Linked DNA regions of Homo sapiens: region 1 is linked to region 2. A link is an interaction called in ENCODE POLR2A ChIA-PET data of the cell type or tissue named here. Cell type or tissue: OCI-LY7. All regions are shown on one strand. Each heading gives the region's core, and the rest is flanking DNA. Links, peaks and the distances in the headings are about the cores only. Region 1 overlaps DYNLT2B (dynein light chain Tctex-type 2B). Region 2 overlaps SENP5 (SUMO specific peptidase 5).

The links. ChIA-PET counts read pairs that join two places held together with the same protein. Peaks named below come from ENCODE experiments on the same cell type or tissue, not always from the same donor. Only the 100,000 strongest peaks of a DNase experiment are listed, where the experiment ranks them.
Region 1: POLR2A ChIA-PET joins it to region 2 with 6 read pairs; 3 of 35 experiments call an interaction of 5 or more read pairs at or near these places.

The regions. Positions count from the first base shown.
Region 1 is chr3:196,308,442-196,312,830 of GRCh38, reverse strand. The region is part of intron 2 of DYNLT2B (dynein light chain Tctex-type 2B); the gene reads left to right. Among named protein-coding and RNA genes, the nearest start is that of DYNLT2B, 7.6 kb to the left of the region's middle. In OCI-LY7, for the core only: no CTCF peak of the experiment used is centred there; no DNase peak of the experiment used is centred there.
Region 2 is chr3:196,930,389-196,934,755 of GRCh38, reverse strand. SENP5 (SUMO specific peptidase 5) reads right to left here. Exons shown (of 10, transcript NM_152699.5): 10 at 42-3,943. The coding sequence ends at 3,833. Among named protein-coding and RNA genes, the nearest start is that of NCBP2-AS1, 7.3 kb to the left of the region's middle. In OCI-LY7, for the core only: no CTCF peak of the experiment used is centred there; DNase peaks (open chromatin) are centred at 1,935, 2,795 and 3,315; H3K4me3 peaks cover 929 bases; H3K27ac peaks cover 2,656 bases.

The DNA.
Region 1 (4,389 bases), core at 320-4,319, 620 kb after region 2:
AATGCCGTATTCCCTGGATTCTTTTGTGTTTGAGAATGCCTGCCTTTTGCCTTTAAAGTAGAATATACTATGGGCCAGGCGCGGTGGCTCACGCCTGCAATCCAGGCACTGTGGGAGGCGGAGCCGGGTGGATCACCCGAGGTCAGGAGTTTGAGACCAGCCTTGCCAACATGGTGAAACCCCGTCTCTACGAAAAATACAAAAATTAGCCGGGCGTGGTAGTGGGCATCTGTAATCCCAGCTACTTGGGAGGCTGAGGCAGGGGAATCACTTGAACCCAGGAGGCAGAGTCTGCAGTGAGCCGAGATAGTGCCACTGCACTCCAGCCTGGGCGACAGAGCGAGACTCCATCCCCCGCCCCTCCACCCCCAAAAGTAGAATATACATAGTTTTGAGGTAATAATTTATTTTCTTGACCCTTGTGCTTCATTGCCCTCTGACATTCAGTGGTAACTTGTTGTCAAGAAATCTGAGCCCAGCTTGATGTTCTCTGCTTAAGGAATCCTCACCTTTGGCTGGACGTGGTGGCTCACGCCTGTATTCCCAGCACTTTGGGAGGCCAAGACAGGTGAGTTACCTGAGGTCAGGAGTTTGAGACCACCCTGAACAATATGGTGAAACCCCGTCTCTAGTAAAAATACAAAATTTAGGGGCTGGGCATGGTGGCTCACGCCTGTAATCCCAGCACTTAGGGAGGCCGAGGCGGGCGGATCACTTGAGGTTGTGAGTTCGAAACCAGGCTGACCAACATGGAGAAACCCTGTCTCTACTAAAGATACAAAATTAGCCAGGCGTGGTGGCGCATGCCTGTAATCCCAGGCTGAGACAGGAGAATAGCTTGAACCCAGGAGGCAGAGGTTGCAGTGAGCCAAGATTGCACCATTGCACTCAAGCCTGGCCAACAAGGGCGAAACTCTGTCTCAAAAAAACAAAACAAAAATTAGCCGGGCTTGCTAGTCCCAAACTCCTGACCTCAGGTGACCCACCCGTCTCGGCCTCCCAAAGTGCTGGGATTTCTTGGGAGGCTGAGACAGGAGAATTGCTTGAACCTGGGGGGTGAAGGAGGTTGCAGTGAGCTGGGATCGTGCCAGTGCACTCCAGCCTGGGCAACAGAGCGAGACTCTGTCTCAAAATAAATAAATAAATAAATAAATAAATAAATAAATAAAATAATCCTCATCTTCACCTTTATGCTCAGTAGCTTTTCTAAAGATTCTGACTTTCTAATGAGCATTTTATAGCTTTCAATCTGCAGACTTTATTCTTTCCATATAAAGGAAATTTCCTTATATCTCTGAATATGTTTCCTATTCCATTCGTTACTTCCTTTTCTTCAGGACACCAAATATTGTTATGTTGAGCCATCTTTGTCTTCTATATTTATTAGTTTTTCTTTCCCATAATTTCTTTCTTCTTCTTTTTTTTTTTTTGAGACAGGGTCTCACTCTGTTGGCCAGGCTGGAATGCAGTGGCGCAGTCTTGGCTCACTGCAGCCTCAAGCAATCCTCCCATCTCCGCCTCCCAAGTAGCTGGGACTACAGGCGCCTGCCACCACACCCGGCTAATTTTTGTATTTTTTGTAGAGACGGGGTTTTGCCATTTTGCCCAGGCTTCTTCCTTTTTTATTGCCATTTACTTGTGATTTTCTTAAACCAGTAATTGTTTTCATTTGTGTCTTTTTTCTTGCCATTTTGAATTTATTAGTTCTGGAATGATCTTTTCTGGGTATTCTGTTTGTTCCCTAGGGCCGTGGTCTTTCTTTTCATCTCTTTATGTTGCTTAATAACCTGATTGAGGCTGGGTGCCGTGGCTCACACCTGTAATCCCAGCACTTTGGGAGGCCGAGGCGGGTGGATTGCCTGAGCTCAGGAGTTCATGACCACCCTGGGCAACATGGTGAAACCTCGTCTCTACTGAAATACAAAGAATTAGCCAGGCGTGGTGGTGCACGCCTATGGTTCCAGCTACTTGGGAGGCTGAGGCAGGAGAATCACTTGAACCCAGAAGGCGGAGGTTGCAGTGAGCCGAGATCGCCCCACTGCATTCCAGCCTGGGTGACAGAGGGAGACCCTATCTCCAAAAAAACAAAAACAAAACAAAACAGGCCAGGTGAGGTGGCTCACGCCTGTAATCCCAGAACTTTGGGAGGCAGAAGCAGGTGGATCACTTGAGGTCAGGAGTTCCAGACCAGCCTGGGCAACATGGTGAAACCGTGTCTCTACTAAAATATAAAATTTAGCCAGGTATGGTGGTGCGTGCCTGTAATCCCAGCTACTCAGAAGGCTCAGGTGGGAGAATCGCTTGAACCCAGGAGGTGGAGGTTGCAGTGAGTTGAGATCATCCCACTGCACTCCAGCCTGAGCGACAGAGCGAGATTCCCTCTCAAAAAACCAAACCAAATCAAACAAAATCATAACCTGGCCAGGTGCGGTGGCTCACGCCTGTAATCCCAGCACTTTGGGAGGCCGAGGTAGGTGGATCACCTGAGGTCAGGAGTTCGAGACCAGCCTGACCAAGATGGTGAAATCCCGTCTCTACTAAAAATGCAAAAAAAAAAAAAAATTAGCCGAGCGTGATGGCGCATGCCTATAATCCCAACTACTTGGGAGGCTGAAGCATGAGAATTGCTTGAATCTGGGAGGTGGAGGTTGCAGTGAGCCTAGATCTTGCCATTGCACTCCACCCTGGGCAGAAGAGCGAAACTCTGTCTCCAAAAAAAAAGTTAAAAAATTTGATAACCTGATTGAGTACTTATTTCATTGAGTTTATAAGCTTACATTGTTCTAGTATTGTGAATTAATTGTGAGGAATAACTCTTCGTTCCTTGATTTGTATTACTTCCTAGGTTGATTTTTTTCTTTCTTTTCTTTTCTTTTTTTTTTTGGACTGAGTTTCGGTCTTGTTGCACAAGCTGGAGTGCAATGGCGCAATCTTGGCTCACCTTAACCTCCACCTCCCAGGTTCAAGCGATTCTCCTGCTCAGCCTCCCAAGTAGCTGGGATTACAGGCGTGCACCACCACGCCCTGCTAATGTATTTTTAGTAGAGATGGGATTTCTCCATGTTGTTCAGGCTGGTCTCAAACTCCTCACCTCAAGTGATCCACCCGCCTCAGCCTCCCAAAGTGGGATTACAGGTGTGGGCCACCGTGCCCAGCCAAATTTTTTCTCTTACACAGCTCCTTCCTTCCTTCTTTCCTTCCTTCTTCCTTCCTTCCACTGGAAGTTTCTTTCTTTTCTTCAATATTTTTTGAAAAATTGTTTTGTGGACCAGGTGTGGTGGCTCACGTCCGTAATCCCAGCACTTTGGGAGGCCGAGGCAGATGGATCACCTGAGGTCAGGAGTTCGAGAACAACCTGACCAACATGGAGAAACCCCATCTCTACTAAAAATACAAAAGTAGCCAAGTGTGGTGGTTCATGCCTGTAATCCCAGCTACTCGGGAGTCTGAGGCAGGAAGATTGCTTGAACCCAGGAGGCAGAGTTTGTGGTGACCTGAGATCACGCCATTGCACTTCAGCCTGGGCAACAAGAGTGAAACTCCATCTCAAAAAAAAGAAAAAAAGAAAAATTGTTTTGTGGAGATGGTGGTCTTGTCATGCTGCCTAGGCTGGTCTTGAACTTCTGGCCTTAAGAGATCCTCCCGCCTCAGCCTCCAAAATTGCTGGGATTACAGGCGTGAGCCATGGCACCCAGCAGAAGCTTTGTTCTTCTTTGTTACTCTTTTGTTTTTGCTATTGCATCTTTGTTTATTGCCATTTGGCTGCATTTCATTTTGTTGTGCCCATACATCATAATTGCTCTGATATAATGTGGGGGATTTTTAATTGCTCTGATATGATGTGGGGGATTTTTAATTGCTCTGATATGATGTGGGGGATTTTTAATTGCTCTGATATGGTGTGGGTTTTTTTTTTAAGTTCCCCTCCCCACCATATCTGAGACTATTTTATTTTCCCCTCAGAACCGTGATTTAAGGGCTGAGTATTATTCTAGACACATTTCTGTATAATTTGGGATTGGTTAGAGAAAGGAGGAAGCTCAGCTGAGTTGTGTGCAGTGTTTTTTAAAAATAACTTGGACTCTGTCTTTACACACTCTGAATCAGGTTCATGCCCCACATGGGAGATTGCCTGTAGTCTTCAGATTGTCCCGTTTACAGTGTAATCTTGGAACCTGCACGTTCATCAGAGAGAGCTGGCTCTTTCAGCTTCGCTTATTTCACTTCTTTTGTTTTTTTAAAACTCTTTCCACTATTCCTTGGTCAAAAAAGTAGAAAGATTCAAAAATGCCCATTCCATTTTTTTCTCTTCAGACTTGGTGTTAGTGAGAATTTTCAGGATTTTGCTGCTTTAGCAACGTAGTTTCTGGAGTAAACAGCTAAATGGTG
Region 2 (4,367 bases), core at 368-4,367:
TCGCCAAACAGTACATGTTACTCAAGACGAGAGAACACAAGTTTATAAAGGCATTTAGTTTATTTTTCAAAAAAATACTTTGCTAGAAGGGTTGAGTACTGTAATTTTACATGATCATAATCTCTAAATAAATTCTTTTTCTGACCAACAGGTACCAGTTAAGTGAACAGCTCGTCTAGGTCTGCTTTTGTAACACCCAAATACAATTAGCACTTCTCTGCTGGTATTCCCTGGGCCGTCTTAATTATCTAGAGGCCAGGAGGCAAAGCCTAGCACGTAACAAAGTATGTGCTTTGTAACTGCTGATTAATTCAGTTTCTTAACTAGGCAGAGCAGGTCATCAGTGTATCTAATTCACACTATTAATACACTGTCTTGCTGAAGAGTCTGACCTGCCCAGAACCCCGTTATGGCTAGCCCAGGGAAGCAGTAAACTGCAAAGCAGAGAAAAGGGGCAGCTAAGATGAGGCTAGTGCTGGCTGAGTCCCAGTTAGGTCTGTTACTGTTCTGTTCCAACTATAAATCCAGGATGACTGTTACTCAGATTCAGTGCTATGTAGAAAATAGAATGCACAGCCAAAAACATAATTTGGGGATGACTGGCAGCACCTTTTTTTCCCTTTCTTAAGAGGCTAACTGAAAGTTGATTAGGATTCTTGAGAGAACGTAACTAAAAGTTGAATCAAATCTATATTCACTGCTATAGATTTAATAAAAGGAAAGACCACTGTAAAGATGCAACTACAACCTGATGCGTCTGCTGAGGAGAGGACTGGGCAGCTTGTTGAAGGCTCGTCAAAAGTAGCGCTTAGTTATCACAAGGCCTGCACTCAACCTCAAAAGCGTAAGGTTTAGGCCAGGCACGGTAGCTCATGCCTGTAATCCCAGCACTTTGTGAGGCAGAGGCGGGTGGATCACCTGAGGTCAGGAGTTCCGAGACCAGCCTGACCAACATGGCAAAACCCTGTCTCTACTAAAAATACAAAAATTAGCTGGGAGTGGTGGCGCACACCTGTAGTCCCAGCTATTGGGGAAGCTGAGGCAGGAGAATCACTTGAACCTGGGAGGCAGGGGTTGCAGTGAGCCGAGATCACATCACTGCACTCCAGCCTGGGCAACAGAGCAAGACTCCGTCTCAAAAAAAAAAAGCATAAGGTCTGCCTACCTCATGGGCACCCAAACAGTTCAGTGCCAAACTAGTACCAGTAAAGCCATGCCTGCCTCTTTCACCAACAGTCCAGAGTATATTTCAAAAATATCTTTATTAACCAAGGAAGCAATTACTGCAAACATCAGGACAAAGGACATTCTAATCTAGGACTTGAGTTAAATAGAGGTTTACACCTAATCACAAGAAGAGAGGGAAAGCAATTACGTGTGCTGAAACCAAGTTTCATCAATGACAAATATTTTAAAATGACTTTTAAAATACTTAACATTGGCCAGGCACGGTGGCTCCCGCCTGTAATCCCAGCACTTTGGGAGGCCCAGGCGGGCAGATCACTTGAGGTCAGGAGTTCAAGACCAGCCTGGCCAACATGGTGAAATCCTGTCTCTACTAAAAGTACAAAAATCGGTGGGGCGTGGTGGCACACACCTGTAATCCCAGCTACTTGGGAGGCTGAGGCAGGAGAATCGCTTGAACCTGGGAGGTGGAGGTTGCAGTGAGGCAAGATTGCGCCATTGCACTCCAGCCTGAGGGACAGTGAGACTCTGACTCAAAAAAAAAAAAAAACAAAAAACCCAAACTCAACATTTAGTCTAAGCCACACTGGGCAGCACACCTCAAGGTGCCCTATGAAGCATGAGACTGGAAGTGGAAGAGTCACTGGATTTGGGCAGCTCTCTCTCGGCGTTGATTTTCTTACAGGAACAATTCTGTCTCTTCTGCATGCCAGGTTCTGTCACTGAGGAACTGAAACACTTCCTCACTCTGAAGTACAAGACATTTTGAACTGACAGCCCAGTGACTGGCTACTTTGGTATACCACACCCCCACAAAAAAAAAAAAAAAAAAAAAAAAAAAATCAGAGGCAAATTTCTGGCATGTTTTGAAAAATCTCATGTTTGCATAATTATGTTTGAAAAACTCATTATGAGATCTTCCTTACCCTAAACTGTCATTTTTTCCTAACGCTGACAGAACCCCACCTATAGCAGCATAAAGTGCCTCTACTCTCAGTCTTTTTAACGACTTGAAACACAGTAAGAAACACTGACCTGGTTTGACATTAAGGATTTTGGGTCTGGAGGACTCAGGAGAGGAAAGTGCTGGGGCTGCTTCCCAGTGTCACCACTGGTGTTGGGAACCCTGCATGTAAACATGGTCGGACTCAATCCTCAACTGCTGGCAGTCAGCCTTCTCAACCATACCTCAGGGCCAAGTGAAACTAAACATTTTAGCTTTTTCAACACTCCAAACCTACGCGGGCATAAACTCGAGAATCTTCTGCCATTTACTTTGTTTTTCTATTCAGACTTCTGAGTTTCTCATACATACATTGGTTGGTTTTCCTCCCAATTCAGAAAGGGTAACTGGGTAGGTTTCACATGTATCTTTCCAACATGTCACGAAAGGCTGGATTAAAGATGTGAGACGCGTGATATTCATCCTAATGCAGCTAAGTGTATGGACAAGGGCCACTTGGCCTTTCTTCAGAAGATGAGGTTCAACAGAAGGAGAAGAACAGCTGTGCTAGTGTCAGCACTGGCCATGCAGAAGCCAGACGTACCCTGCATGTTACTGAGGTCACTAATGGGACAGGAGAAAGAACCTGACACGGTTGCTGCGCTCCCATGGGACTAAGTTGTCTCTATTACCTTCCCTCTTCTCTCCAGCCACCTGCAAAACATCTCAAGTCAGTCAGCCTTCAGTTTTGAATGTTTACGTTTCAGATACCCTTGAAATAGAAATGCATTTGGTAAACCTTAACTTCTTCCAATTGGGAGGCAACACAGGGAAATGACAACTTAAAAATTACTCTGAGAACAGCTGCATTCTCATTTGTTTGACCACTAGTTTGATGGATGTTAAGATTTTTTTAACAGGTCGAAAACAGAAAAATTCAGGGAATTCAATATCCCAGCAAAAGCCTTTATGAGATGTATGCCACGTATTATAATTCCTAAAACCACGATTGAAATCTGTCATTGTTACTGGCCTCCAAGGTTGCTTTTTCTCACACCTTACTCCTCCCAAAGCAGCCACTGTGCTTACAAGTGTGCCTCCAGAAACAGAAGACACCAGTCAGTTTACGACCACTTCCATCTCACCCTTCAAAAGGAATGGACTGCACTCTCTAAGACTCACTTGGAGAGGGAAGTTGGTGAAAGTTGCCGCTGGTAAAGTAAAACAGGACTGGATTTGTCAAAACCACCCCCAGCTACCCTTAATGCCCCAGGGAACACTTACTATTCTCAGAGTTATGTTGTATCAAAAACATCTTGCATTTTTAGGTTCTGGGAGTAAATTTGAAACCTGTATTCAGTTCACGTCTAACTAAGTTTCAAAAGCTGCACCAAATCTACTAAGCTTTTTTTTTTAATACTCTTCACTGCATGCTCTGTCTATATGCATGCGTTTGAATAATAAATATTAAATATGGGGGACGCACAGAACCATAAAATTAAAAATGAAACCAAACTGAACATTAAACAATAGTACATGGTAGCTGGAGAAATGAATAAGGGCAAAAAATAAATTTGAGGTAACAATAGTGGCCCAACACCACTGATCTGAAATATCTGTAAAAATTCAACTAAGTGTTTGGAGATTCAAGTAACAAACCATCTGCTCCAACTTGGTCAGACTTCCCAGAGTCCCTGCTGAGTTTCAGTCCATGAGCCGGCACTCACATAGCTCCTTGTAAATCCTCTTCCGCACTCGGGGCATGTCTTCTTGTGAAAACTGGAAAGGCTGCTCTAAGGCGAGGCACTTGCAGTACTGCAAAAAAAAAGGTCCCAGAAACACTTCAGTGGCACTTGGAGTTGTGGACCAGCCCATTCTGTTTTACTAAATGCAGACCTAATAGTGTCTAAGGCAGAAGACCCCAACCTTTTTGGCACCAGGGACTGGTTACGTGTAAGGCAATTTTTCCACAGACTTGGGGGAGAGGGGGTTGGTTTCAGGATGAATTATCAGGCATTAGTTAGATTCTCATAAGGGGTGAGCAACCTAGATCCCTCGCATCTGCAGTTCACAACAGGGTTCACACTCCTAAGAGAACCTAATGTGGACAGTATCTGTCCGTGGCCCAGGGGTTTGGGACCCCGATCTAAGGCAGCATTTTCATGTCTGTTTAAACTACTGTAAAAATACACTGTTTTAAGCATTTACCCAAATTATAGGTGACTGACCAAGCTAGTGC